Linked DNA regions of Homo sapiens: region 2 is linked to region 1. Evidence: chromatin loops called from intact Hi-C (ENCODE). Cell type or tissue: PC-9. All regions are shown on one strand. Links, peaks and the distances in the headings refer to the core of each region. The heading gives the core; the rest is flanking DNA. Region 1 has its middle 10 kb from the start of POLA2. Region 2 overlaps CAPN1 (calpain 1).

The links. Peaks named below come from ENCODE experiments on the same cell type or tissue, not always from the same donor. Only the 100,000 strongest peaks of a DNase experiment are listed, where the experiment ranks them.
Region 2: it touches region 1 in a loop (10-fold over the local background); 30 of 110 quality-filtered maps call a loop at or near these places.

What each region holds. Positions count from the first base shown.
Region 1 is chr11:65,243,708-65,259,442 of GRCh38, reverse strand. No RefSeq gene overlaps it. Among named protein-coding and RNA genes, the nearest start is that of POLA2, 10 kb to the left of the region's middle. RefSeq lists a silencer at 8,961-9,020 and an enhancer at 15,068-15,593. In PC-9, for the core only: CTCF peaks have their summits at 5,072 and 5,272 (motif pointing right); no DNase peak of the experiment used is centred there.
Region 2 is chr11:65,190,504-65,206,238 of GRCh38, reverse strand. CAPN1 (calpain 1) reads right to left here. Exons shown (of 22, transcript NM_005186.4): 11 at 1,381-1,556; 12 at 518-529. Among named protein-coding and RNA genes, the nearest start is that of CAPN1, 16 kb to the right of the region's middle. RefSeq lists enhancers at 1,060-1,249, 1,291-2,278 and a silencer at 6,184-6,384. In PC-9, for the core only: CTCF peaks have their summits at 1,079 and 1,279 (motif pointing left); no DNase peak of the experiment used is centred there; H3K27ac peaks cover 1,151 bases.

The sequences.
Region 1 (15,735 bases), core at 4,033-6,532:
GTTTTATTCCACTGATTTATTTGTTGTCTTTTCTGTGTCAATATATTTTGATTGCAGGAGTAAATCAAGTGGGTTTTAGATCTGTGACATAGCCAAGTCCTAAAACAATAGTAGCTGAGACAAAATAGAAGTTTATTTCTCTCGTCAGATAAAATAATTTCAGAGATAGGTAGCCCAGGGCTAAAATGGTGGCTTCACGTTCATCAGGCCTCCATCGTTCCACTCCACTGTCCTCGAATTAATCTCCATCCTTACAGTCACCTCATTGTCCAAGATGGCTTCTGGAATTCCAGCCATCAGATTCACATTCCATTCCAGGTAGCAGAAAGTAGGAAGAAGAAAGGGCAAATAAAATTTTAAAAACATAAAGCAAGAAAAGAGAGTGAAAAGAGAAATGAAATGAAAAGGGAAAAAAGAAACAAAAAAATGACTTTTGCAAACCGTTGTCTATACATTTTTGAAGAGGAGTCTTTCTAGAAGTCCTTCCCAACCACTTTTGCTTATACTTTAGCCACATAGCCATACCTTTAAAGGAGGCTGGGAAAGCCTCCTTATAGGTTTAAAAGTTATATTGTAATATTATTGAGGAAACACATTGCTACCCCATCAATATACAAATTTTGTTACTAAGAAAGGAGTTAATACTAGGTAAGCACTTAGTAGTGTTTGCCCCAGGTAGCTTTACAGTAACTTCCCAAAACTGTTGAAGCATTTTACTATTTTTTTTGGGGGGGGACAGGATCTTACTTTGTTGCCCAGGCTGGAATGCAGTGGTGTGATCAAGCTCCCTGCAGCCTCAATCTCCTGGGTTCAAGCCATCCCCCCACCTCAGTCTCCTAAGTAGCGGGGACTACAGGCACGCACCACCACACCTGGCTGTTTTTTTGTTTTTGTTTTTGTTTTTGTTTTTGTTTTTGAGACAGTGTCTCATTCTGTTGCCCAGGCTGGAGTGCAGTGGAGCGATCTCGGCTCACTGCAACCTCCGCCTCCCAGATTGAAGCGATTCTCATGCCTCAGCCTCCCGAGTAGCTGGGAATGCAAGCGCCCATCACCACACCCAGCTAGTTTTGTATTTTTAGTAGGGATGGGGTTTCACCATGTTGGCCAGGCTGGTCTCAAGCTCCTGACCTCAGGTGATCCACCAGTCTCGGCCTCCCAGAGTGCTGGGATTACACCACCACGCACACCTGGCTAATATTTTTGTTTTTTAATAGAGACAAGGTCTTGCTGTGTTGCCCAGGCTTGTCTGGAACTCCTGGGCTCAAGCAATCCTCTTGCCTTGGCCTCCCAAAGTGCTGGGATTACAGGTGTGAGTCACTGTGCCTGGCCTAGTTTTTAGGAAACCATTTTAAACTTTTAAAGTCATTTTATACAGTATATCCTATCCCCCTCCATTCTGATAGGAAGGACTTAAATATTTTTATATATTTAGGAGAAATGAATACTTTAAGCATTCCAAACAGGATCCTGGTATATCTCTTCATTTTTTTAGGCTTTTTGTCTTTGTCTATCAATCCAATTTTATAGTTTTTCCCATATAGACCCTGTTTTTGTTCAATTTATTGACACAATATCTTCTGTTGCTTTTATGAATGTAATGTTTCTCCCGTATTGTTTTTTGTTTTGTCATTGCCAGTTAAAGGAAAGTTACTGGCTTTTGGATTGTAAATTTTTTTTTTTTTTTTAGACAAGATCTCACTCTGTTGACCAGGCTGGAGTGCAGTGGTGTGATTACAGTCACTCAAGCCTTCCACCTCAGCCTCCCAGGTAGCTGGAACTATAGGTGTACGCCACTATGCCCGGCTAACTTTTGAATTTTCTGTAGATTCAGGGTTTCACCATGTTGCCCAGATGGATCTGGAACTGCTAGCCGCAAACAATCCACTCGCCTCAGCCTCCCAAAGTGCTGGGATTACAGGTGTGAGCCACAACTCCCAGCCTTGGACATATTTCTTGCAACCAGTCACTTTGACCAAATTCTCTTAATAATATTAATGTTTTAGGAGAGTCTCAGATTTCCTAGATTATAATAACATTTTCTAATAAAAAATATTTTTCCCTTCTTCTCAAATATTGATACTAATCATTTTATTTTCCTGTCTTGGTGCATTGAACCAAACCTTGGAATCATTGTTGAATCACAGTAGGCATCCTTGCCTTCTTCCTGTTGCTGATGGCACTGGCTTCAGCATGGCCTCCTTCGGTGTGATGGGTGTTATTGGGTTGTGTTAAGAATGCATAATCTGCACTTTGGGAGGTTGAGGCGAGTGGATCACGAGGTCAGCAGTTCAAGACCAGCCTGGCCAACATGGTGAAACCCCGTTTCTGCTAAAAAATACAAAAAATTAGCCGGGCGTGGTGGCAGGCGCCTGTAATCCCAGCTACTTGAGAGGCTGAGGCAGGAGAATCGCTTGAAACTGGGAGGCGGAGGTTGCAGTGAGCTGAGATTGCACCATTGGACTCCAGCCTGGGCAGCAAGAGCGAAAACTCCATCTCAAAAAAAAAAAAAGAATGGCTCACACCTGTAATCCTAGCACTTTGGGAGGCCAAGGTGGGCAGATCACCTGAGGTCAGGAGTTCAAGAGCAGCTTGGCCGACATGGCGAAACCCTGTCTCTACTAAAAATACAAAAATTAGCAGGGTATGGTGGCAGGCGCCTGTAGTCTCAGCTACTTGGGAGGCTGAGGCAGGAGAATTGCTTGAGCCCAGGAGGCGGAGGTTGCAGTGAGCTGAGATCATACCACTGCACTCTAGCCTGGGCAACAGAGTGAAACTCTGTCTCAAAAAAAAAAACAAAAACAAAAAAAAAGGAATGCATAGCATAGTCAGGGTGTTGTTTTTTTATCTAGTTCTATTTTACTTAGAGAGTTTATTAGGAATGACTGCTGAATTGTACCCAACCCCGCAAGGGAATGATTTTCTCCTTTAACTAATGGGTGTAAGAAAATGTGTCAGGCCAGGCGCGGTGGTTCATGCCTGTAATCCCAGCACTTTGGGAGGCCGAGGTGGGTAAATCACGAGGTCAGGAGTTTGAGACAAGTCTTGTCAACATGGTGAAATCTCGTCTCTACTAAAAATACAAAAATTAGCCGGGCACAGTGGCAGTCGCCTGTAATCCCAGCTACTCAGGAGGCTGAGGCTGGGGAGAATCGCTTGAACCTGGGAGGTGGAGGTTGCAGTGAGCCAAGATTGCACCATTGCACTCTGGCCTGGGTGACACAGCAAGACTCCATCTCAAAAAAAAAAAAAAAAAAAAAAAGAAAGAAAGAAAAGAAAAGGAAAGAAAGAAAGAAAATGTGTCACTTTAATCATAATAAACATTTACTTTCTTTTAAAAGATAATGTATTAAAAAGTTTTGTGCATCAAAGATTACTATCAAGAAAGTGAGAAGACAATCCACAGAATGGGAGAAAATATTTGCAAATCATATATTTGAGAAGTGTCTAGTATCCAGAACATATAAAGAATTCTTACAACTCGCCCGGGTGCGGTGGCTCACGCCTGTAATCCCAGCACTTTGGGAGGCCGAGGCGGGCGGATCACGAAGTTAGGAGATCGAGACCATCCTGGCTAACACGGTGAAACCCTGTCTCTACTAAAAATACAAAAAATTAGCCGGGTGTGGTGGCGGGTGCCTGTAGTCCCAGCTACTCGGGAGGCTGAGGCAGGAGAATGGCGTGAACCCAGGAGGCGGAGCTTGCAGTGAGGCAAGATGGCGCCACTGCACTCCAGCCTCGGTGACAGAGCAAGACTCCGTCTCAAAAAAACAAAAACAAAAACAAGAATTCTTACAACTCAACAATAAAAGACAGGTGATTCACTGTCTTTTATTGTCAACAATAAAAGAGAGGTGATTCGCTGGAGGTCACGAAGCTGTAAGTAACAGAAAGTAACTGTGGACCAGTTGGTTCCTTTACATTGCATCTGGGTAGGTTTACAGAAACTGTTGTGGGGAGCACACAGGCAACAATGGAGTGAAATTTACAACCAGCTCCTGTAGCTGATTTCCTGGACTCCGATTGCAAATGGGGACCTCATGGATCTCACATTAGTGTGAAATGATAGAAGAGGTTAATGCCAGGGTCCAGTTTTACACTGTTGTTAGCACACACAGAGTGGATGGTCACATGTATTGTAGCCCACCTGGAGTGAGCACAGAGTGGAAATCAGATGGAACATGATTTTAACTCTGATAATTTATATGTTTGGAAACTGCAAAAGGATGAAGGGTGGCTTTGAGAGAATTGAGTCAGATAGCAGAAGTATGTATAGTATGTGACATATATAAGATTTTATAGAATATATAACATATATAGATAATAATATATATTATGCATATAGTTACACACACACACCAAGGATGCCAAAGAGGAATTTTAGGTTTGGTTTTGTTTTGTTTCAGGCAGAGTCTTGTTCTGTTGCCCAAGCTGGAGTGCAGTGGCTTGATCATGACTCACTGCAGCCTTGACCTCCCTGGGCTTACGTGATCGTCCCACCATAGCCTCCCAAGTAGCTGGGACTTCAGGTACACACCGCCATGACCCGGTTAATTTTTGGTTTTGGTTTGTTTGTTTGTTTCGTAGAGATGGGGTTTTACAGTGTTTTGTTGTTGTTGTTGTTGTTGTAGAGACGGGGTTTCATCATGTTGCCCAGGCTGGTCTTGAGCTCCTGGGCTCAAGTGATCCACCTGCCTCAGCCCCTCAAAGTGCTGGGATTACAGGCGTGAGCCACCATGCCCAGCCTATTTTATACTTTTATTTCATTTATTTTACACTGTTATTTATGTGGTTTGTTTTTTGTTAGTTAGTCTGTTTGTTTGTTTGGGACAGAGTTTCACTCTTATTGCCCAGGCTGGAGTACAGTGGCGCAATCTTGGCTCACTGCAACCTCCGCCTCTGAGGTTCAAGCAATTCTCCTGCCTCAACCTCACAAGTAGCTGGGATTACAGGCATGCACCACCACGCCTGGCTAATTTTGTATTTTTAGTAGAAACGGGGTTTCACCATGTTGGCCAGGCTGGTTTCGAACCTCTGATCTCTGGTGATTCACCTGCCTCGGCCTCCTAAAGTGCTGGGATTACAGGCGTGAGCCACCACGCCTAGTCATCTGTGTTTTAATTGTGGTAAAAACACATAACATAACATGTATGATCTTAACCGTTTGTAAGTGTACAGTTCAGTAGTGTGAGTACATGTTTTATTTATTTTTGATGCTCTCCAGAAGTCGGGAATTTGGGAATTTTGGGAGGCACCGCCCTACACTGTAGGTATATTGCCACCAGGTGGTGGCAGTGTAGCATGGTCCTCAGGGTCTGGTCTGAGTTTCTCCAGGACTGTCTTTTACACTATTTATTTATTTCATGTGTATAACTTTATGGGGTGTGAGTGTAATTTTGTTACATGCATAGATTGTGTAGTGGTGAAGTCAGGACTTTTAGGGTATCTGTCACCTAAATAACACACATTGTATCCATTCAGTAATCTCTGATCACCTACCCCCATTCACCCCCACTCACCCTTCTGAGTCTCAGTTCTCTACCATTCCACACTCTACGTCCATGTGTACATATTATTTAGCTCCCTCTTAGAATTGAGAATGTGCAGTATTTGTCTTTCTGTGTCTGATTTGTTTTACTTAATGTCCTCCAGTTCCATCCATGAATGTCCTCCAGTTCCATCCATGTATGTCCTCCAGTTCCATCCATGTGACTGCAAAATACATGATTTCATTCTTTTTTATGACCCAATAGTATTCCATGGTGTATATGTACCACATTTTCTTTATCCAATCATCTGTTGATGGACACTTAGGTTGATTCCATGTCTTTGCTCTTGTGAATAGTGCTGTGGTAAATGTACTGGTGCAGGTACCTTTTCGATGTAATGATTGCTTTGGGTAGACACTCAATAGTGAGATTGCTGGAGCACATGTTAGTTCTATTTTTAGTTCTTTGAGAAACCCTTGTATTGTCTTCCATAGAAGTTGTACTAATTTACAATCCCCCAATAGTGTATAAGAGTTCCCTTTTTGGCCTGGCATGATGGCTTACACCTGTAATCCCTGCACTTTGGGAATCTGAGGCTGGTGGATCACTTGAGGTCAGGAGTTCAAGACCAGCCTGGCCAACATGGTGAAACCCCATCTCTACTAAAAATACAAAAATTAGCCGGCATGGTGGCAGGCGCCTGTAATCCCAGCTACTCAGGAGGCTGAGGCAGGAGAATCACTTGAACCCAGGAGGCAGAGATTGCAGTGAGCCAAGGTCGCGCCACTGCACTCCAGCCTGGGCAACAGAGGGAGACTCTGTCTCAAAAAAAAAAAAAAAGAGTTTCCTTTTCTCCACATCCTTGCCAACATCAATATTGTTGTTATTCAAATTTTCTTCCTCCCAAAATCCCTCCGTGCTGTTATCTGAAACTGAGGCTTTCTGCATAGTGGGAGGCAAGATTTAAAAAAACAAAGCTTGGGCCAGGCACGGTGGCTCACGCCTGTAATCCTAGCACTTTGGGAGGCCGAGGCGGGCAGATCGCCTGAGGTCAGGAGTTCAAGACCAGCCTGGCCAACATGACGAAAACCCATGTCTACTAAAAATACAAAAATTAGCTGGGCATGGTGGCGGGTGCCTGTAATCACAGGTACTCAGGAGGCTGAGGCAGGAGAATCGCTTGAACCCAAGAGGTGGAGGTTACAGTGAGCCGAGATTGCACCACTGCACTCCAGCCTGGGTGACAGAGCAAGACTCTGTCTAAAAAAAAAAAAAAGAATACATTCTTTTTTTTTTTGAGGCGGAGTCTCACCCTGTCACCCAGCCACCGTGCCCAGCCTAAGGAATACATTCTATATGGTTTTGTTTATATGAAATTCAAACATAGGCAAAACAAAATATAAAAGTTATCCAGCTGTACTTAAATTTACATTTAATGGAAAAGGTTATATCTCTTTTTTTTTTTTTTTTTTTTGAGACAGAGTTTCACTCTTGTTGCCCAGGCTGGAGTGCAGTGGCGCAATCTCAGCTCACCACAACCTCTGCCTCCCAGGTTCAAGTGATTCTCCTGCCTTAGCCTCCCTAGTAGCTGGGATTACAGGCATGCGCCACCATGCCCGGCTAATTTTGTATTTTTAGTAGAGACGGGGTTTCTCCATGTTGGCCAGGCTGGTCTCGAACTCCCGACCTCAGGTGATCTGCCCACCTTGGCCTTCCAAAGTGCTGGGATTACAGGCATGAGCCACCGCGCCCGGCCGGTTATATCTTGATTAAAAGAAAGTTTAAAAGGTGATTTGAAGGTTCAGCACTCCGCTGTAGCTTTGCCCCTGCTCAGTGATGCTGGAGGAGGCCACGGTGCTCTGGTCATATATCCAGACAGGCCTCACTGCCCAGGCCCAAAGAGGAGGAGCTGCTGTGGTTTAAGATCTGCCACTGGGGCTCAGAGACCCTCAAGCATTGCTCAAGCTTTGGGTCCTTGCTCAGCAGAATGAAGACCCCCAGCAGGTCCCTATCCCTGACACGGCTCGGACAGGAGATCTATTGGTCCAGTTATCACCTGTCCGGCAGTGATGTTCTGGGGTATGGCTGTGAAGTTCTGCAGGAAGTTGTGGCAGGTGAGCAGGCACGCAGGGAATAGCGTGAGTGCAGTCTGGATGATCTGGAAGTTTCCTGTGCCGCCGCTGTGGAGCAACTCCAAGAACCCGATCCTACTGTCTCACTGCTACTGATCACTGAGGCTTCTCCACACACGCCCTTGTGGTCAAAGAAATGTACTCCCTGGCCTCATTCTTCTAGAGGATTGTTGGGAAAGAGCTTCTGGGTATTTGTCCAGCACACTGGTAACTTACATCTTGTTGGCTCTCCATCAGGAAACAAGGTGTCCTCAATATATAAATATTCCAGCCGGGCGCGGTGGCTCACACCTGTCATCCCAGCACTTTGGGAAGCTGAGGCAGGTGGATCATCTGAGGTCAGGGGTTCAAGACCAGCCTAGCCAACATGTTGAAATCCCATCTCCCCTAAAAATACAAAAATTAGCTGGGTGTGGTGGCAGGTGCCTGTAATCCCAGCTACTCAGGAGTTGGAGGCAGGAGAATTGCTTGAACCTGAGAGGCGGAGGTTGCAGTGAGCCGAGATCATGTCATTGCACTCCAGCCTGGGTGACAAGAGCAAAACTCTGTCTCTCTCTCTCTCTCTCTATATATATATATATGTGTGTGTGTATATGTATATCTATATATCTATATATATACACACACATATATATAGATAGATTCCTATGTAGATTCCTATATAGAATCCTTCTATATAGATTCCTATATAGAAGGAATATATATGTATATATTCCTTCAGGGATTAAACCTTTCATGTGACCCATTTAAATGGAAGCCTTCCAGATATAATCCCTGTGTCTTAATTTCAAAGCCAGTCACCAATATTTATTGAGGTTCCATAAATCAGTTGTCTCTCCCAAGCTCAGGGGCATTATTAGACCTGTGTGACAGCCAAAAATTCTATCCCAAATTCTCTGATTCAACCTTAGTTAAGATGAGAGGTGGAGCAATAGGCCACTGTCAAGCTCACATCCAACGAGGCCAGGCAGAGGCCAAGTCCTGACTGATTTGACCTGTAAAGGCACGATGAACCACTTTTAGATTTAGGGTTTATTCTCTACATAGACAGTGAAAAGGAGGACAAGCCTAAGGTGCCAGCCCCTGCGGTCCTTGTCCTCTACGCCAAAAAGGAAGACCCTGAAAGAGAAGGGGCTTGTGACTGCAAGGGGAGTTGGGCGATGCCCCGTAGCTGAGGAGCCTGTTCCAGATGCAGCTGAGTAATTTTATCTTCTGCAGCTGTATTCAGAGGAGGGCAGGGTGCAGAGCCTCAGATCTCACAGAACCTGGAGGTGATGCAGAACCGTCTCATGACAGCCTCCAGGGGGAGACGGGGAGGCCAATGGGAGGTGGCCTGGTAGTAACTCCTATAGGCCTTTGACCCTCTGGATGATCGCAAGAGGCATCATCTGATGCCAAGACTCAGATGAGCTGCAGCTGAAGCCTTTGCCACCTGGCCTAAGTATTTTGGTCTCTGGCCAGTCTTCTCTTTCTTTCTTTTCTTTCTTTCTTTCTTTCTTTCTTTCTTTCTTTCTTTCTTTCTTTCTTTCTTTCTTTCTCTCTCTCTCTCTCTCTTTCTTTCTTTTTTTGGGATGGAGTCTCACTTTGTTGTTCAGGGTGGAGTGCAGTGGCACCATCTCGGCTCACTGCAACCTCCACCTCCCAGGTTCAAGTGATTTTCCTGCCTCAGCCTCCCGAGTAGCTGGGATTACAGGCATGCACCACCACATCCGGCTAATTTTTGTATTTTTAGTAGAGATGGGGTTTCACCATGTTGTCCAGGCTGATCTCGAACTCCTGACCTCAGGTGATTCACCTGCCTTGGCCTCCCAAAGTGCTAGGATTACAGGCGTGAGCCCCCACACCTGGCTGGTCTCTGGCCTTTCATGTATCCAGCTAAGGACTCTCAGAGGTATAGCTGCCACATCAGATACTGTAGTTGTTTGCACTCTGCCTCCTGGGCTCAAGTGATCCTCCTGCTTCAGCTTCTCAAGTAGCTGGGACTACAGACACATGCCACCACCATATATATATATATAATTTTTTTTTTTGGAGATAGGGTCTTTCTCTGTTGCCTAGGCTGGAGTGCAGTGGCATGATCTCAGCTCATTGCAACCTCTGCCTCCCAGCTTCAAGCAATTCTTGTGCCTCAGCCTCCCAAGTAGCTGGGATTACAGGTGTGCGCCACCATGCCCAGCTAATTTTTGTTTTTTTAGTAGAGATGGGATTTCACCACATTGGTCAGGCTGGTCTCGAACTGCTGACCTCAAGTGATCTGCCTGCCTTGGCCTCCCAAAGTGCTGGGATTACAAGCGTGAGCCACTGCACCCAGCAATACCATAATTAAACAATTATTTAAAATTTTTTGTATTTTTTTGTAGAAACATGGTTTCACCATATTGCTCAGGCTGGTCTCGAACCCCTGAACTCAAGTGATCCACCCGCCTCTGCCTCCCAAAGCACTGGGATTACAAGTGTGAGCCACTGCCTGGCCTCAAAATCATTTTTTTCTTTTTGAATTAGAGACAGGGTTTCACCATGTTGCCCAGGCTGGCCTCGAACTCCTGAGCTCAAGCTATCTGCTGGCCTCAGCCTCCCAAAGTGCTGAGATTACAGGTGTCAGCCACCATGCCCGGCCCCAAAACATTTTATTTATTTTATTTTATTTTATTTTTTTATTTTATTTTATTTTATTTTATTTTATTTTATTTTATTATTTTATTTTATTTTATTTTATTTTATTTTATTTTATATTTTATTTTATTTTTTGAGATGGAGTCTTGCTCTGTCACCCAGGCTGGAGTGCAGTGGCACAATCTCTGCTCACTGCAGCCTCCGCCCCCCCAGGTTCCAGCAATTCTCCTGCCTCAGCCTCCCGGGTAGCTGGGATTACAGGTGCACGCCACCATGCCTGGCTAATTTTTGTATTTTTAGTAGAGATGGGGTTTCGCCATGTTGGCCAGGCTGGTCTCGAACTCTTGACCTCAGGTGATCTGCCCGGTTCAGCCTCCCAAAGTGCTGGGATTACAGGCGTGAACCACTGCGCCCAACCAACTATTTTATTTTCTTTAGAGAACATGAGATGAATGTGGCCGTTAACTGTGACTGCCAGCAGGCTGACCAGGCCTACACAGCCAGGGTCCGAGCCAGAGCCAAGCCACCAAAATATGCCATTAAGCAAATTGTGAGGCAAGAGGTGCTGGCCACCACACATACCCCACCTCGGCTGACTCCAAGGAAGTCCAGGGCAACGTGATTGTCCATGGCCACTTGTGTTGGTGCATTCCGAACAAACAGTCTGTGAAAAACACACAAAACCATCCAAAAATAACAGGATGAAACAAAAGGAATCAAACCAGCTCAGAAAGTGAATCTTGTACCATTGTGTTAAGTGCAGGCTGTTCCTTCCTGGCGGAGCCAGTAGCTGTTGGGAAGTTTCTTTTATTTATTTATTTATTTATTCATTTATTTATTTATTTATTTAAGACAGAGTCTTGCTCTGTCACCCAGGCTGGAGTGCAGTGGCACAATCTCGGCTCACTGCAACCTCCGCCTCCCGGATTTAAGCGATTCTCCTGCCTAAGCCTCCTGAGTAGCTGGAACTACAGGTGTGTGCCACCATGTCCAGCTAATTTTTGTATTTTTAGTAGAGATGGGGGTTTCACCATGTTGGCTAGGTTGGTCTTGAACTCCTAACCTCAGGTGATCTGCCTGCCTTGGCCTCCCAAAGTGCTGGGATTACAGATGTGAGCCACTGAGCCCAGCTCATTTATTTTTTTGAGATGTAGTCTCGCTCTGTCAGCCAGGCTGGATCACAGCTCACTGCAGCCTTGGCCTTCCTGGGCTCAGGTGATCCTCCCACCTCAGCCTCTCAAGTAGCTGGGACTACAGGTATGTGTCACCATACATGGCTAGTTTTTGTATTTTTAGTAGAGACGGGGTTTCACCTTGTTGCCCGGGCTAGTCTTGAACTCCTGGGCTCAAGCAATCTGCCTGCCTCCGTCTCCCAAAGTGCTGTGATTAGAGGCGTGAGCCACGTCCGGCATGTTGGGAAACTTCTGATTAAGATTCTTCATTGGTCAGTGCTCAAGTTGAGGTGGCAGTGGCAGTCTGGGTTGAACTGGCTGAACATCCTATGGACAGGAGCTGAAAGAGCTCAGTGGTCCCTGTCTCCACCTGACCTCCCAGTTTCCTTCCCTCCAGCTGTGGATCCCGTTCTCCCTCCACAGCCCCAGGGTCCCCATGACAAGTTCCTGCAGCGATGGCTTCACCCTTTTTCTAATCTCCGCCAGGTCTTCCCCATACCATTTGCCCAGACTTGTGCCTAGGAGGCCAGGCAGTTTCTCCTTATACACCTTGTTTCGTTTCTTTTCTTTTTTCTTTTCTTTTCCTTTCTTTTCTTTTTTCTGAGACTGAGTCTCGCTCTTTTCTTTTCTTTTTTCTGAGACTGAGTCTCGCTCTATCGCCCAGGCTGGAGTGCAGTGGCACGATCTCAGTTCACTGCAACCTCTGCCTCCCAGCTATAAGTGGTTCTCAGGCGTCAGCCTCCTGAGTAGCTGGGATTACAGGTGCCTACCACCATGCCCAGCTAATTTTTGTATTTTTAGTAGAGACGGGGTTTCACCATGTTGGCCAGGCTGGTCTTGAGCTCCTGACCTCAGGTGATCTGCCCACCTCGGCTTCCCAAAGTGCTGGGATGACAGGTGTGAGCCACCACGCCCGGCTTCACCTTGTACTATTCTAAAACATCTGCTGCCTGACTGTGGGCCATGCCAGGTCCACATTGGGAGCTGTCACCTCATGTTCATGATCATTATCATTGGTCTCCATAATTGCCCAAATCCAGCAACCAGAGTGGCTGCAAAAGAAGCATGAGGTTAGAACTCCCCGTCCTCAGCACTCACTCTCTTCTTTGCTACTTGAAAGTCCAGTAGCCTGTTTTCCCAGAGTAGGCATGGAAAGAAAGCAGAAGAGGGAGAAGGGTGAGTTATGTGGTTTGGTCTCATCCAGCCAGTCTCGGCCTCCTTGCTCCTCCCCAACCTCGTAATCAAACAATTATTTAAGTTGGTGGGGGGCATTCCTCCGGGGAGACACCTGCATTTAGAGCTAAACTTTAAAGGCAAAAGTCCATCTTTTGAACATACCTGCTGCCTGGCTGCACAGGTCTGACCAGTGTGGTCATGGGTGGGTGACGATGTAACAAGGTGCATTCTGGCTGCTGTTTTCTGGGGCAACACCACAGCCCAGATTAAGCAGAGTTCTCTTTTCCACACACAGTTGTCAGCAACTTCCTTGAGGGCTGCACAGCAGCAATGGCCCAGGACACCTTCGGTCTTTCATTTAGCTGATCTGCCTGTGAACCAGGCCCAGGCAATCACTGGTATCCTGAATCCTCCGGGCACCTTGACCTTGAGCCGTCTCCTTGCAGCCACATAGCCACATGGCCTAATAATACTTGGAAATGTATAGAGATTTCAGTAAGAAGGTTGTCATTCATATATACAGATACATATATATATATATATATATATATATATATATGTGTATATATATATATATATATTTTTTTTTTTTTTTTTTTGAGACAAAGTCTCACTCTGTCACCCAGCCTGGAACCATCGTAGCTCACTGCAGCCTCAACCTCCCTGGGCTCAGGTGATCCTCCCACCTAGGGCTCCCAAGTAGCAGGGACTACAGGCACACACTACCATGCCCAGCTAAATTTTTTTTAGCAGAGATGGAGTCTTCTGATGTTGCCTAGGCTGGTCTCTAACTCCTGGTCTCAAGAGATCCTCCCACCTTGGCCTCCCAAAGTGCTGGGATTACAGGCGTGAGCCACTGTGCCTAAACTTGTTATCACAGATTTTGAAAATAAAATGTACTGACTATTCAGTGTTTCCAGATGGAAAAGAAAAGAAGTCTGGAGGTGATTTGCCAGTTACCATAAAGATTATTATAAAAGGTGCCAGGCATGTGGAATCCTATTTAAACAGCCCAGTCTATATGTCATCATTGGGCACTCATTTTTATTTAATAGTTCCTGGCCAGTGTTTTTGGCTAAGGACAATGGTAGTCAAAGGCTTTATGGTTTGATTCCGTGGCCTGAAACCTGTAACCTCAAGATCATTTATACTTGTCATAGGAAACTTCATGGTCAGAATATTTCTTCAAGAAAATCTAGTTTGTGGCCAGGCGTGGTGGCTCACGCCTGTAATCCCGGCACTTTGGGAGGCCAAGGCGGGTGGATCACTTGAGGTCCGGAGTTCGAGACCAGCCTGACCAACGTAGAGAAACCCCATCTCTACTAAAAATAAAAAATTAGCTGGACGTGGTGGCACATGCGTGTAATCCCAGCTACTCAGGAGGCTGAGGCAGGAGAATTGCTTGAATCCGGGAGGCAGAGGTTGCGATGAGCCGAGATCACGCCATTGCACTCCAGCCTGGGCAACAAGAGCGAAATCCAGTCTCAAAAAAAAAAAAAAGAAAGAAAGAAAGAAAAAGAAAAAGAAAGAAAATCTAGTTTGTTCACTTAAAAGTATGTATTGTCTGTGTGCAGGGAAATCAAATTAGCTTACTAACTCCATGGTAAGTAACTCATTAACTATGAGGTCACAGTCTTGTTATAATTAACCTTATCTGCTGGATTGGAGTGGGCTCTAGCACTGGTTTTTTTGTTTTTTGTTTTTTGAGACGGGGTCTCACTCTGTCGCCAGGCTGCTGGAGTGCAGTAGAGCAATCTCAGCTCACTGCAACCTCCGCCTCCTGGGTTCAAGTGATTATCCTGCCTCAGCCTCCCGAGTAGCTGGGTCTACAGGTGTGTGCCACCATGCCCAGCTAATTTTTGTATTTTTGGTAGAGACAGGTTTTCACCATGTTGGCCAGGATGGTCTCAATTTTTTGACCTCGTTATCTGCCTGCCTTAGCCTCCCAAAGCGCTGGGATTACAGGTGTGAGCCACCACGCCCGGCCTGGTATTTTTTTTTAAAAAGCTCACAGGTGATTCCAAGATTGAGAACCATTATTCTAAATTTTCTTCAAAAATAAAAATAAAGGCTGGGTGTGGTGGCTCATGCCTGTAATCCCAGCACTTTGGGAGGCCAAGGCAAAAGGATTACTTGAGTCCAGGAGTTTGAGACCAGCCTGGACAAAAGAGCAAGACCCTGTCTCTACAAAAACTTTAAAAATTAGCCAGGCATGGTGGCAGACACCTGTAGTCCTAGCTACTTGGGAGACTGAGGCGGGATAATTGCTTGAGCCAGGTAAGTCGAGGCTGCAGTGAGCCAAGATCATACCACTGCAACTCTACCCTGGGTGACGTAGTGAGACCCTGTCTCAAAAATAAATAAATAAAATAATAGTCATTCACGGCCAGGTGCTGTGGCTCAAGCCTGTAATCTCAACACTTTGGGAGGCCGAGGCAGGTGGATCACCTGAGGTCAGGAGCTCCAGACCAGTCTGACCAACATGGTGAAACCCCGTCTCTACTAAAAATACAAAAATTAGCTGGGCTTGGTGGTGGACGTCTGTAATCCTAGCTACTCAGGAGGCTGAGACAGGAGAATCGCTTCAACCCAGCAGGCAGAGGTTGCAGTGAGCTGAGATCACGCCATTGACCTCCAGCCTGGGCGACAGAGTGAGACTTCATTTCAAAAAAAAAAAAAAAAGTCATTCACTCTGGCAACATGAACTGAGCACCTGCCATGTGCAGGCCAGGTCAAGAAAAGATGATTTAACTTTGCCTTTGAGGAGCCACTGGAGAGATCAGCATGTAAATGGACCCATCACAACACAATGGGAAAGTGCAATAAGGAGATTGCAATAGAGGGCATGGGGCAGCAGGCTGGGGTGGGGGGGATGGGGGTGGTGCGGGGGAGTGGAGCAGCACGCAGAGGTAGGCAGGTGTGGTCAGTGAAAGCTGCCTGGAAGAGGTAACCCCCAAGGTGAATCTCAAAGCATGGCCAGGCACAGCAGCCCTCTGCCTATTGAAATCACTGATTTGCTGAGGGCTGTGGGTGGAGAACAACTCGAATGGAAAAGCTCATGTAGCGGATCACACAGGTGTTCCCTGACATGTTCAAAAAGAGGTTAAATCCCTGGGGAGGAGCTGAGGATTCAGTGCATCAATAACAGGGCCTTGG
Region 2 (15,735 bases), core at 52-2,551, 49 kb after region 1:
ACCGGATTGCAGATTAGGCATGTGTTTCAATAACACTGTCATTATTATCACTGGGAGCTTTCCCCAGGTCAGGTACTGCAGGGTACTCGGCACCTCATTTGCTGTTCTGCTGTTACACCCATTTTACAGACACAAACACAGGCTCGGAGCTTAAGCAACTGCTCAAGGGTACAGAACTCTCAGCCTGTCTAATGCCCTGCTCCTGACATTGCTGGACCGCCCTAGTTGGCACTTACTTGGTGTAGATGGCAAGGCAGGAAAAGCCTCATGTGTACATGTCAGACAGGGGCTCTGAGGACCAGGGCTCAAATCCAGCTCCCTCACTGACTACCTGTGCTGACCCTCAGGAGAGCAATGTTTGCTCTGCCCACTGAACAGGTGGGGAGAAGCATTTTTCAAGCAGTGAAACAAGGTGACTTCTTAGCTCTCCAGGCCAGGGTGGGTTTGCCACTGGGTTGCTCCCCTCTGGCACCATCAGGGGTGTGTGACTGCAGGTGGGTCATGGTGCCACACCTACCTCCGGAGGGACCTGCAATAGAGAGACAGGGGAAGTCAGAGATGTGTGTTTGTCCCAGGGCGGGGTCACAGTGCATGCTGGGCAGAGGTCTTGAGTTCTTAGACGGGACTGATGGGATAAGGAGGCAGAAGGCAGGGCCCTGGGGACCCAGATCTGGTCCCTGCACCACAGCAGGGCCCCAGGAGGGAGGGCTCAGGCAGGGTCCTCTTGGTCCTGGGAATGCTTGCCCTAGGACTCCATTCTGAGTCAGAGGCTCCAGGCCAGCCCCCGGGGTGGCCAACTGCAATGTTCCAAAGCCCAGGGACAGGAAAGGGCCACCGCAGGCTGCTGCCAGGGGGTTTGGGTGTGGGCCAAGACTGCGACCAGGGAGGTCCAGAAGTTTCTCTCCCTGTCTTGAGGGCAGTGTGTGAAGCAGGGCAGATACAGGGCAAGAGCAAGGAGTTCTAATCCCAGAGCGACTGGCACAGCCTCACCTTGGCCGACAGGCCCTCCCTATCCCCTATCTTTCCCCTGCCAGCTTCTGCTCACAGCTTCCAAGACGGAGGGCTCAGTACTCCCAGGCATCAGCTGAGCCAGCTCCCTCCTCCAAGAGCAGCAGGCCGCCCTCTAAGCGTGAGGTGAATCCCAGAATCTCCCTTCCCTGAGCCAACCCCCTTCCTCTCTTTCGGCCAGAGGGCCTCAGCAGGTGCCTCCTGGAGGCTGAGATTTCCCAGCCCTCAGGATGGTGGGGGGAGTGGAGGGGAATTTGTGGGGAAGGGCATGGTCCCTGGCGCCCCCTGGTGGAAGCCCGCCTGCACTGCGGGTCGGGGGCGCCAGGTCCTCTGCCTGCTCAGTGAGATCCACCGGTGATCCACCCTCCTGACCTCGTAGACCGCGAAGCCAATAGTCTCCATGTCGCGGCCGAAGCGGCGCTCGCGGCGACGGTGCTTCTGCATAAGGGCGAGCACGAAGCTGCAGCCTGACTCGCGGTCCCCGTAGTCGTCCGGGTCATCCGTCTCATCCAGCCGGATCTTGAACTGAGGGTTCACCCAGAAGGTGGCTGCGGGCAGGTGAGGAGGCGGGGATCAGAGGCAGGGCGGGGCAGAGCCAATTGGCCCCCAAGCCTCCTCAGCACGTCCCTGTGCACGCATTCATTCATTCAACAAATATTATTGAGCACCTGGAACATGCAGGGTGATGGGCAGGCTGGGCCAGGCTCGGTCCATGCCCTCACGGCCTGCATTTGGAAACTAGAGGCTTAAGTCTGAGCAAGTCCGTTAGGTTAGCGAGCAGAGCAACTGCAAAAAAAAGCAAGCAGGAGTAGATCAGAGTAGGGGACCTATGCGCTGAGACCCGAAGGGGCTGCCCTGGGAAGCTGCTGAGAAGCAGAAGCCAGGCGGAGGGCACCCCAGAGCAGAGGTGAGGAAGGGCCCCACGCATCTGCGGACAGGGAGCACTTACGGAGGCTCTAGGAAACACGGAGACCCAGGGAGGCCGCAGAGCTCCCAGGAGCCGGCCAGGGACTAGGGCGTGTGGACTGAAGCAAAGGGTAAGAACCCTCCCACAGCTTGCAGCGAGGAGGCATGTGACTGCATTAGGACTCTAAAAGGTGGCTCGAGTGCTGCGTGGACAACAGCTTAGAAGAAGGCAAGAGAAAAAGCAGGGGTCCGACAGGAGGCCACAGCCAGCCAGCAAGGGAAGGCAGGGGCTTGCATTTCTGGCAGTTGGGTGATTTTGCTGCCTAAAGAACCTTCTTGACTAAAACAACCCAGTGCGGGATAGAACGGTAAACTGCAAAACTTATTTTTAAAGGCACTAATAAGCCACTGCATCCCCTGCCCTCCATTGACAATAATAATAATAATAATAAAGATAATAACAACTTGGGTGAGGATGTGGAGGGATGGGAACCTCACAGGATGCCGGTGGGAATGTAAAATGTTGCAGCTGCTCCGAAGAACATTCTGGCACTTTCTCAAAAGGTTAAACACAGAGCTTCATATGACCCAGAAATTCCACTCCAAGCTCTATACCCAAGAGAAATGAAAACGTGTCCATGCAAAGCCTTGTTCATAAGAGTGTGGCAGGGCGCGGTGGCTCACACCTGTAATCCCAGCGCTTTGGGAGGCCCAGGCAGACGGATCACTTGAGGTCAGGAGTTTTGAGACCAGCCTGGACAATATGGTGAAACTCCACCTCTACTAAAAATACAAAAATTAGCTGGGCATGGTGGCCCATGCCTGTAGTCCCAGCTACTTGGGAGGCTGAGGCAGGAGAATCGCTTAAACCTGGGAGGCGGAGGTTGCAGTGAGCTGAGATCGTGCCACAGCACTCCAGCCTGGGCGACAGAGTAAGATTCAGTTTCAAAAACAAACAACCCACAAAACTAGCTGGGCGTGGTGGCACATGCCTGTAATCCCAGCTACTCAGGAGGCTGAGGTAGGAGAATCGCTTGAACCCAGAGGCAGAGGTAGCAGTGAGCCGAGATCGTGCCACTGCACTCCAGCCTGGGCAAGAGAGCAAGATTCCATTTAAAAAAAAAAAGAGAGAATGTTAATGGCTGCATTATTTATAACAGCTGAGTGGATGAAACTACCCAATTATCCATCAACTGAAGAGTGAATATACAAAATATGGAGCCAAACAATGGGATATTATTTGGCAACAAAGAGGAACAACATTCTGATCCATGCTACAACATGGAGGAACCTTGCAAACATTATGCTAAATGAAAAAGGCCAGCCACAAAGGACCATGTATTATATGATCCTGTTCACATGAAATATCCCAGTAGGCAAATCCATAGAGATAAGAAGTAGATTTGTGGTTGCCAGGGCTGCTGGGAGGGCTGGGGAGTCATGGCTAAGGAGTACCTCATTTGTTTTTGGGATAATGAAATGTTCTAAAATTGATGTGGTGATGGTTGCACAACTCTGTGAATATACTTTAAATAGTATATTTAAATTGTATATTTAATAGTATATTTAAATCGTAATATATGGCCAGGTGCAGTGGCTCACACCTGTAATCCCAGCACTTTGGGAGGCTGAGGCAGCTGGATCACCTAAGGTCAGGAGTTTGAGACCAGCCTGGCCAACGTGGTGAAACCCCGTCTGTACTAAAAATGCAAAAATTAGGTGGCCATGGTGGCAGGTGCCTGTAATCCCAGCTACCTGGAAGGCTGAGGTAGGAGAATTGCGTGAACCCAGGAGACAGAGGTTGCAGTGAGCCGAGATCTGGCCACTGCACTCCAGCCTGGGTGACAGAGCGAGACTCCATCTCAATAAACAAACAAACAAACAAATAAATAAATAAATAAAATCGTAATATACTTCAGTACATTTAAATTGTATATTTAATAGTATATTTAAATTGCAACTTTAAATAGGTGACTTGTATGGTATGTGAATTAAGTATCAATAAAGATATTTTTAAAAAATAGAAAGTAGGAACCCTGCAAGGTAAATAATGCTAAAGGGCTTCTGTAGACCCCTGAACCCCAGGGTATAGAAGCAGATGATAAACATCTACCTGAGGTAGAGAATCCAACAGGAAGTTCCTGCAATTAAACTGGAACCCCCGTCAGGAATGTCAGCAATGAAGTATGAAAGAAAATTAGGCTGGGCGCAGTGGCTCACGCCTGTAATCCCAGCACTGTGGGAGGCCGAGGCGGGTGGATCATTTGAGGTCAGGAGTTTGAGACCAGCCTGGCCAACATGGTAAAACCCATTCTCTACTGAAAAAATACAGAAATTAGCCAGGCATGGTGGTGGGCACCTGTAGTCCCACTTACTCGGGAGGATGAGGCAGGAAAATCGCTTGAACCCGGGAGGTGGAGGTTGCAGTGAGCCAAGATCATGCCACTGCACTCCAGCCTGGGCAACAGACCAAGACCGTGTCTCAAAAAAAAAAAAACAAAAACAAAAGCCGGGCGCGGTGGCTCACGCCTGTAATCCCAGCACTTTGGGAGGCCGAGACGGGCGGATCACGAGGTCAGGAGATCGAGACCATCCTGGCTAACACGGTGAAACCCCGTCTCTACTAAAAATACAAAAAAATTAGCCGGGCGTGGTGGCAGGTGCCTGTAGTCCCAGCTACTCGGGAGGCTGAGGCAGGAGAATGGCATGAACCTGGGAGGCGGAGCTTGCAGTGAGCCGAGATCGCGCCACTGCACTCAAGCCTGGGCGACAGAGCGAGACTCCGTCTCAAAAACAAAAAAAAAGAAAGAAAGAAAATTAAACCTCCCTGGAGGGAAGGAAAAAATAACCTCAAGCCAGGCTTCACATGACCTTTCAGTTTTAATTCACACTGCCTGTGAAACCTTAAGAAGATAATTTAGTCTTAAAAGCGTCCTGCACCAGGCACAGTGGCTGATGGACTGTAATCCCAGTGTTTTGGGAGACCGAGGTGGGAGGACTGCTTGAGCCCAGGAGTTCAAGACCAGCCTGGGCAACATAGGGAGACCCCATCACTACAAAAAGTAAGAAAATGAGCCAGACGACCAGGCGTGGTGGCTCACACCTGTAATCTCAGCACTTTGGGAGGCCAAGATGGGCGGATCATGAGGTCAGGAGATCAAGACCATCCTGGCTAACATGGTGAAACCCCATCTCTACTAAAAACACAAAAAATTACCCGGGCGTGGTGGTGGGCACCTGTAGTCCCAGCTACTGGGGAGGCTGAGGCAGGAGAATGGCACGAACCCGGGAGAAGGAGCTTGCAGTGAGCTGAGATTGCGCCACTGCACTCCAGCCTGGGTGACAGAGCCAGACTCCGTCTCAAAAAAAAAAAAAAAAAAAAAAAAAAAAAAGCCAGGCATGGTGGCATGGATCTGTAGTCCCAGGTAAATCAGGAGGCTGAGGTGGGAGGATCACTTGAGCCCAGGAGTTCAACACCAGCCTAGCCAACCTAGCAAGACCCCATCTCTCCAAAAAATGTAAGAAGTTAGCTGGGCGTGTGGTGTGTGTCTCTATCATAGTCCCAGCTACTTGGGAGGATAGTTTGAGCCCAGAAGGCTGAGGCTGCAGTGAGCTATGATTGCACCACTGCACTCCAACCTGGGTGACAGAATGAGACACTGTCTCAAAAAAAGAACAAGGCGGCCGGGCACGGTGGCTCACACCTGTAATCCCAGCACTTTGGGAGACCAAGGTGGGTGGATCACGAGGTCAGGAGTTCAAGACCAGCCTGGCCAAGATGGTGAAACCCTGTCTCTACTAAAAATACAAAAAATTAGTCAGACATAGTGGCACACGCCTGTAATCCCAGCTACTCAGGAGGCTGAGGCAGAGAATTGCTTAAACCTGGGGAGCAGAGGTTGCAGTGAGCCGAGATCACACCATTGCACTCCAGCCTGGGCGACAGAGTGAGAGTCCATCTCCAAAAAAAAAGAACAAAGCTGGGTATGGTGACTCAGACTCACGCCTGTAATCCTAGCACTTTGGGAGGCTGAAGCAGACAGATCGCATGAGTCCTGGAGCTCAAAACTAGCCTGGGCGAGGTGGTAAAACCCCATCTCTACAAAAATTAGCTGGGCATGGTGGTGTGTGCCTGTAGTCCCAGCTACTGGGAAGGCTGAGGTGGAAGGATTCCTTGAGCCTGGGAGGTCGAGGCTGAAGTGAGCTGAGGTTATGCCATTGCACTCCAGCCGGAGCAAGACTGTGTCTCAAAAAATAAGTAAATAAATAAAAAAGAACGAAAAAGGTGTTCTGGATTGGTGGCATTCCAGGTGACTAGCAGAAACACCCCGGAGCAATTTAACTTTATCTGAGGACTCAAAGAACTCTCTCACGGGGCAGAGATCTCACAAGCAAACAAGGCGTGATAACTGAGCAGCAGCCACAGTGGACAAAAACTGACCACTAAGACTTCAGATATTGACCTTATCAGACACAGAATATAAGACTATGCTTACTATGTTTAAAGAAATAGATGAAAAGTTTGAAAATTTGAGCAAAAATGAACAGATTTGAAAAGATCCATTACATCTTCTAGAAACAAAATTTTTAAAATTGAAATTAAGTTCTTGGAAGAAATAACTAACAGATTTGACAGAGCAAAAAAGAAAATTAGTGAACTGAGAAAGGAGCTGAAGGAACAACCCAGAATGCAATCCAGAGACACTAAGAGATGGGAAATCTAAAAGCAAGGTTAAGAGAAAGAGAGGATTGAGTGAGAAGGTCCAGTTTAGATTTTATTAGAATATACAGAGAGTGGGAAGGAGGTGATATTCTCAAAGATCATGACTACAAATTTTCTAGAATTGTTGAAAGGTATCAATTCATAGCCAGGAAGTTCAATACATTCAAGGCAGAATGAAAAGAAATCCATACCTCCACACATCATGGTGAATCGTATAGTATGAAAGAAAAAAAAAATTAAGATTTTTTCCAGAAGGCAAGGTAGACAGACTCCTGGCTCACATAGCAATGATGGAAGCAGAACAGGACTAATAGTGTCTTTGAGAGGCTGAAAATAATGTCAAGCCAGAATTCTATATCCAGAGAACTGTCAAGAATAAGCACACTATAAAGGCATTTTAGACAAACACTGAGAAAGTTTATAACCAACAGACCCTTGCTAAAAAATAAAAATACAAATACAAAAAGGGCCAGGTGTGGTACTTCATGCCTGTAATCTCAGCACTTTGGGAGGCTGAGGAGGGTGGATCACTTGAGGCCAGGTGTTCGAGACTAGCCTGGTCAACATGGTGAAACCCCATCTCTACTAAAAATACAAAAATTAGCTGGATGTGGTGGTGCACACCTAGAATCCCAGCTACTTGGGAGGCTGAGGAAGAAGAATCGCTTGAACTTGGGAGGCAGAGGTTGCGGTGAGTGGAGATCGCGCCACTGCACTCCAGCCTGGGCGACAGAGCGCGACTCCGTCAACTGCCCCCCAACCCTCCCAAAAAAAATTATCTGGGCATGGTGGCATGTGCCTGTAGTCCTAGCTACTTGAGACACTGAGGTGGGAGGCTCACCTGAGACCAGGAGATCAAGCCTGCTCAAAAAGAAAACAAAACAAAGGAAATACAAAAGGATATGTTTCGGGTGGATGGAAAATGATCTCAGATGAAAGGTCTGAGAATGCTGAACAAAAATACTTTTATTTGTGGGTAATCCAAATAACATGGGCTATCTCAAATCATGATGATGTTTAAATTATGGCAGGAAAAAAAAACTTTAGAATTAAAATACTAGCCCACCATAGCATAATATACAAAGGAAAGGGGTGATTCAAGCTGAATTTCTAAGGTTTATGCATTGTTCACGAGGAGGGTAAAGTCATTGATTAGGGCTGGGCACAGTGGCTCACGCCTGTAATCCTAGCACTTTGGGAGGCCGAGGCAGGTGGATGGCTTGAGCTAGGAGTTTGAGACCAGCCTGGGTAACAGAGCAAAACCCCATCTCTACCAAAAAAGTGCAAAAATTAGCCAGGCATGGTGGTGTGCACCTGTAGTACCACTCAGCTACTCGGGAAGCTCAGGTGGGAGGATGGCTTGAGCCCAGGAGGCAGAGGTTGCAGTGAGCTGAGATCACGCCACCACACTCCAGCCTGGGTGACAGAGCCAGACCCTGTCTCAGAGAAAAAAAAAAAAGACACTGATTAACTAACTTTAGTATGTATTAAGCAAACTCTTATGTCTTTCAAACTCACAGAGAAAAAAATTAGTAGAGAGAAAAGCAGGAACTCAACACAAAAGGCAGCATGACAGGAAGACAAGCAGAAAATAAGTAAACACAGTAAGTCAGCTGAAATAAATACAGCATTAATCACTGTGAGTGTAAATGAACTAAACTCTCTAGTCAAAGGACAAAATATTCCTTTGTCTTTTTTTTTTTTTTTTTTTTTCAGATAGAGTTTTGCTCTTTTCACCCAGGCTGGAGTGCAATGGCACAATCTTGGCTCACTGCAACCTCCACCTCCCAGGTTCAAGTGATTCTCCTGCCTCAGTCTCCCTAGTAGCTGGCATTACAGGCACCTACCCACCTTGCCCGGCTAATTTTTGTATTTTTGGTAGAGATGGGGTTCCACCATGTTGGCCAGGCTGGTCTCGAACTCCTGACCTCAGGTGATCCGTCCACCTGGGCCTCCCAAAGTTCTGGGATTACAGGCGTGAGCCACTGTGCCCAGCGTGGACAAAATTTTTCAAACTGGATTACTAAAAAGCTGGCTAGTGCTGTTTACAAGAAAACAAAACATTGGGCTATAGAAAGATTGGACATCAAACAGTATAAAAAGATATATTTTAAAAATTCAACAAAAAAAAACCCTGAATTAGCTATAGAAACATTGGCTGAAATAGACTTGAAAGTAAAAATAATTATTAGAGATGAAGGTGGTCACTAGATTTTAAAAAATGTTTAATTCACTAGGCGCTTATAAGAATTCTAAATGTGATGTACCAAATATCATAGCTCAAAATATATAATGAAAAATAATTGATAGAAATACAGAGAGAAATTGGCAAAGCCATTAGGATGTTATAAGATTTTTATCATCTTTCTTTCTTTCTTTCAGTAATTGATAGATTAAGCAGACAAAACAATAAGTTTGATATAATGGACAATTATAGAACAATCCCCCTAGTACTCAGAGAATAGCGTACTGGCTGAGAGAACAGACTTCAGGATCCCTCTGCCTGGGTTCAAATCCCAGTTTTGCCACTTCATAGATCAGTGACTTCATCAAGTTGCTTAAATCTTTCTGTGCCTCAGTTTCTTTATTATCCCTAAGATAAGGATAATAATAGTTCCTGCCTCATAGGCTCAGTGTGAGTTAAGCTAATTATCATATTTAAAATACTTAGGAGTGCTTCACCTACAGTCACAATTTGTTAGCCAGTCTTTTCAAGAACGAAGGAACCTTTATGAAAATTCATCATACACTGAGCCATAGCACCAGCTTCTGTTCACTTCAAAGCTATGATCTTATGTAGGTCACATTTTTTTACTATGAGAAAATTAAGTTAGAAATTTTTTTATGTTTTAAAAAACATTCTTCTAAAATAACTAGTTTATCGGAAAGAGATGATAATGGTAATGAGAAATTACATAGCATGGCCATGAAAAATGTACATATATTAAAAGAGAGAGCTATCAAATCAATAACCTAACCTTCCACCTTAAGAAACTAGAAAAGGCAGTTAAATAGAAGGAATAAGTTCTAGTATTTGACAGTAAGGCAGGGGAAATTATAGTTAACAGTAGTTTACTGTATATTTCAAAATAGCTAGAAGAATTGTAATGTCTCCAACACAAAGAAAAGATAAATGTTTGAGGCGATGGATCCCAATTACCCTGATTTGATCATTACACATTGTATACGTTATCAAAATATCACATGTACCCCAAAAATATGTCCCACTATGATATATGAAATAAAAAATGGATTTATTAAATTAAAAAAAGAAACTAGAAAATGAACTTTCACTGGTTCTTGGGATTTAAGAAAAAAGAAAATGGGCAAATTGAACCCAAAGCAAGCAGAAGAAAAGAAATAATGAAGATTAAAGTCCAAATACATGAAATAGAGAATAAACAATAAAGAAAAATCAATAAAACCAATAGTTCTTTGAAAAGCTCAACAAAATTGACAATTCTTTACCTGGCCTAAACAGGAGAAAAGACAGAGGACTCAAATTACTAAAATCAGGAATTAAAGAGGGACATCACTACCAGCCTAACAAAAATAAAAAGATTACAAGGAAACACTATAGACAATTATATGATAATAAATTAGATAATATAGACAAAAAGAACAAATTCCTAGAAAGAAACAAAGCACCAAAACTGACCTAGGAAAAATAGAAAATCTAAATAGACCTATAATAATAAAAAGACTGAATCAACAACAACAAAAAACTTCTCACCAAAGAAATGTCCAGGACCAGATGGCTTCGAAATTCCACCAAACATTTAAAGACAAATTAACACCAATCCTCAAACTCTTCTAAATAACTGAAGATGAGGGGACACTTCCTAACTCATCCCAGGAGGCCAGCATTACCTTAAAGCCAGATAAAGACACCACAAGGAAAGAAGATTACAGACCAATATCACTTATGAATATAGATGCAAAAATCCACCCCCTCCCAAAAAAAGCGATGAACCCAACCCAACAGCATATTAAAAGGAATATACACCATGATGAAGTGGGATTTATCCCAGGAATGCAAGGGTAGTTCAACAAAGGAAAGTTGATCAATGTAATATACCACATTAATAGAATGAAGGGGAAAAAAACCTCAAAATGATCATCTCAATTGATGCACAAAAAGCACATCAGTTCATGATTTTAAAAATTCAGAAAATTGGCCGGGCGCGGTGGCTAACACCTGTAATCTCAGCACTTTGGGAGGCTGACGTGGGCAGATCACGAGGTCAGGAGTTTGAGACCAGCCTGACCAACACGGCTGGTCTGAAGGGTGAAACCCTGTCTCTACTAAAACTACAAAAATTAGCTGGGTGTGGCAGTGTGCACCTGTAGTCCCAGCTAGGGACTAAGGGAGGCTGAGGCAGGAGAATCACTTGAACCTGGGAGGCAGAGGTTGCAGTGAGCTGAGATGGCGCCACTGCACTTCAGCCTAGGTGATAGAGCAAGATCCAGACTCAAAAAAAAAAAAAAAAAAAAAAAAAAACCCCAAAAAACTTCAGTGATACCACTTCACACCCACTAGGATGGCTATAATCAAAAAGAAGAGCAATAACTAGTGTTGAAGAGGATGTGGAGAAATCAGAACCCTCACATGTTGTTGGTGGGGATATAAAATGGTGCTGCTGCTTTGGAAAACAATTGGCAGTTCCTCAAAAAATTAAACATGGAATTACCCTATGGCCCAACAATTTCACTCCTAGTTATAGGCCCCAGAGAACTGAAAACATATGTTGAAACGCATGCACATGAATGTTCACAGGAACATTCTCCACATAGCCAAAAACTGGAAATAACACAAATGTCCATCAACTGATGAATGAATCAGCAAAATGTGGTATATCCATATCATGGAAGATTAATCTGCCATAAAAAAGAGATGAAGTACTTCTACACCATAAATGAAGCTTGAAAACATTATGCTAAGGCAAAAAAGTCCAGAATAGGTAAATTTATAGAGACAAAAAGTAGATTCATGGTTGCTAGGGAGAAAGGGATAGAAAGTGATGGCCAATAATTACGGGATTTTCGGGGTGGGGGCGGTGAAGAAATGCTCTGGATAACGGCAATGCTTACACAACGCTGTGGGTACACTAAAAACCACTAAATTTCACACATTAAAAGTGCAAATTTTCTGGTGTGTGAATTATACTCATTCACGATTTTCAAAAACACTATGTATCAAAATTGTGTAACTTAATTAACGATGTACTTAAAAGGAAATTTATCACTTTAGTTGCTTAAATTTTAAAAATCTAAATTAACGAAATAAGCATCTAATTTAAGAAGTCATAAAATAAAGTCAAAAAGTCAATCCAGGCCGAGCGTGGTGGCTCACGCCTATAATCCTAGCACTTTGGGAGCCCACAGCAGGGCGGATCAGTTGAGGTCAGGAATTCAAGACCAGCCTGGCCAACATGGTCAAACCTGGTATCTACTAAAAATACAAAAAAAAAAATTAGTTGGGCATGGTGGCGCATGCCTGTAATTCCAGTTACTTGGGAGGCTGAGGCAAGAGAATCGCTTAAACCCAGGAGGTGGAGGTTGCAGTGAGCCAAGATCGCACCACTCCAGCCGAGGTGACAGAGTGAGACTATCTCAAAAAAAAAAAAAAAAAAAAAAAATCAATCCAAAGAAAGTAGAAGGAATGAGATAATAAACAGTAAAGATTAATGATATATGAAAAAAATACTACCAGGCACTGTGGCACACACGTATAATCCCAGCCACTTGGGAGGCTGAAGTGAGAGGATCACCTGAGCCAGGAATTTAGGCTGCAGTGACCTAGGATCACAGAGGACTAGGATTGTGCCACTGCACTCCAGCCTGGGCAATAGAGCAAGACCCCATCTCTAAATAAATAAGTAAAAATAATAAAAGAAAAAGAAATACTATACAAAGGACCAACAAAGTCAAAAGTCTTTTTTTTTTTTTTTTTTTTTGAGACAGAGTCTCGCTCTATTGCCCGGGCTGGAGTGCAGTGGCGCGACCTCGGCTCACTGCAAGCTCTGTCTCCCAGGTTCACACCATTCTCCTGCCTCAGCCTCCCAAGCAGCTGGGACCACAGGCACCTGCCACTACGCCCGGCTAATTTTTTGTATTTTTAGTAGAGACGGGGTTTCACTGTGTTGGCCAGGATGGTCTCGATCTCCTGAGTGCAGCTGGCCAAAAGTCATTTATTTGTAAAGATTTATATTGACAAACTTCTTGCAGGATTAATAAAGACAAAAGAGACAATGCAAATGAGCAATCCCATGCATAAAAAGGGGACATTATTATACACGAGACATAAGAGTATATTAAGAGGGGGCTGGGTGCAGTGGCTCACGCCTGTAATCCCAGCACTTTGGGAGGCCGAGGCAGGAGGATCACAAGGTCAGATGATCGAGACCATGGTGAAACCCCATCTCTACTAAAAATACAAAAAAAAAAAAAAAAATTAGCCAGGCGTGGTGGTGGGCACCTGTAGTCCCAGCTACTCGGGAGGCTGAGGCAGGAGAATGGCGTGAACCCGGGAGGCAGAGCTTGCAGTAAGCTGAGATGGCACCACTGCACTCCAGCCTGGGCGACAGAGCAAGACTCTGTCTCAAAAAAAAAAAAAAGAGTATATTAAGGATAACTTTGTGCTAATAACTTTGAAAACAGATGCAAAGAATAAATTATTAGAAAATACAACTCAGGGCTGGGCACAGTGGCTCATGCCTGTAATCTCAGCACTTTGGGAGGCCAAGGTGGGAGGATCACTTGAGCCCAGGAATTCGAGATAAGCCTGGGCAACATAGTGAGACCCCCATCTCTATAAAAATAAAAAATTAGCCAATCATAGAGGCTCACACCTGTGTAGTCCCAGCTACTCAGGAGGCTGAGGCAGGATTTGAGCTCAGGAGTTCGAGGTTGCAGTGAGTAACCTCTCTCTAAAAAACCCTGTCTCTCTTAAAAAAAAAAAGAAAGAAAAAGAAAAAGAAAAAACAAAAGAAAATACAACTCATCAAAATTGGCTCAAGAAACAGAAAATCTGAACAATTCTATAACCTTTAACTTTCAATACTGAATATCATTAATCTTCATACAAAGAAAAAAGCAAGCCTGACAGCTTTACAGACAAGTTCTACCAACCATTCAAGCAACAAATCACTCCCATCTTAGGTAAACTCTTCTAGGAAACAGAAAAAGAGAGGATACTTCCCACCTCACTGTACAGGAAGAACATAGCACTGATACCAGTATGGTTAGTATAAGAAAGGAAAATAACAGGCAAACGTCACTCGTGACCATGTTGTTTTTATCTCAAGAATGTAAAGTTGATTTAACGTTAGAAAAGCAACAAATGCAATTTACCATTTTATTTTTTTTAAATGGGGTCATGTTCTGTTGCCCAGGGTGGAGTGCAGTGGCGCAAACATGGCTCACTGTAGCCTCTACCTCCCTGGCTCAAATGATCCTCCCTCCTCAGCCTCCTGAGTGGCTGGGACTACAGGTGTGTGCCACCATACCAGGCTAATTTTTTAAATTTTTTGTAGAGATGAGGTCTCACTGTATTGCCCAAGCTGTTCACAAATTCCTGGGACCATTTTAATAAATAAAAGAAAAAAGCATACTATCATCATAATATAGACAATTCAAAGTATTTAACAATATTAAACTTCATTAGTCTGATAAAAGGTATCCACAAAAAACCTAGATTAGAAAGGTACTTAGTGGTGAAAACTTCCCCTTTAAGAGTGAGGCTTAGTTAATAGGGTTGCTCCTAAAAATAAGAATAAAAAAAAGGGAGGAACAAGAGCAGGAAGCTCTACAGTTCTAGGCAGCATATTAGACAAGAAAAAGTAACAAAAGTTGTAAGAATTAGAAAAGAAGAAACAATCTGTCATTATTTGCAGATGCTATATTCCTAATTAGAAAACCAAAAAGGGCTGGACGCAGTGGCTCACTGTAATCCCAGCACTTTGGGAGGCCAAGGCAGGCAGATCACCTGAGGTCAGGAGTTCGAGACCACCCTGGCCAACATGGTGAAACCCTGTCTCTAATAAAAATACAAAAATTAGCCAGGTGTGGTGCCGCACGCCTGTAATCCCAGCTACTCGGGAAGCTGAGGCACGAGAATCACTTGAACCAGGGAAGCAGAAGTTGTAGTGAGCTAAGATCGTGCCAAAAAATACATACAGATGAATCAGTAAGATTAATTAGTTTTAAAAAATTTGCTGGATATAAAAACTACATCTAAAAGGTCAAATGCATGTTATCGTATGAGCAACAAGATCACTTGGGAGATGTAATTTTAAAGAACATACTATTTATAATAGAAACAAAATTATAGTGTACCTAGCATTAAATCTCAAGAGATGTATAAATTCTTTATGATAAAAAATACAACATTCTATTGAAAGACATTAAAGGCCAAAATAAATGAAGAGATACACCATATCCTTGGATAAGACTTAAAATTATAAAAATGTCAAGTCTCCCCAAATTGGTCTATAGGTTTCATGTAATTCCAAATTAAAATCTCAAAATGGTTTTTCAAAAGACTTGGTAAACTGATTCTAAAATTCATTTGGAAAAACAGAGGTCAAGAACAGCTAAGACAGATGCAGTGGCTCACGCCTGTAATCCCAGCAATTTGGGAGGCTAAGCCAGGTGGATCACTTGAGTTTGAAACCAGCCTGGCCAACATGGTGAAACCCCGTCTCTACTAAAAATACAAACATTAGCTGGATGTGGTGGCGGGCACCTGTAATCACAGCTACTCAGGAGGTTGAGGCAGAAGCATCATCTGAACCCAGGAGGCAGAGGTTGCAGTGAGCCGAGATCGCGCCACTGCACTCCAGCCTGGGCAACAGAGCAAGACTCCGTCTCAAAAAACAAAAACAAAAACAAAAAAAACCAACAACAAAAAAAACAGCTAAGAGACTCTTGAAGAAGGAATTTGCCCTGTCCAACAGCAGGACTTACACATCTGTAGTAATGGATTCAATGTGTTATCGGCAGAGGGATAGACCCAGGGACAGAATGGTGAGTCCAGAAACAGACCAACACATACCTCAGGACTACTTGAGGGCGCTAGTGCTGCTGGGGAGAGACGA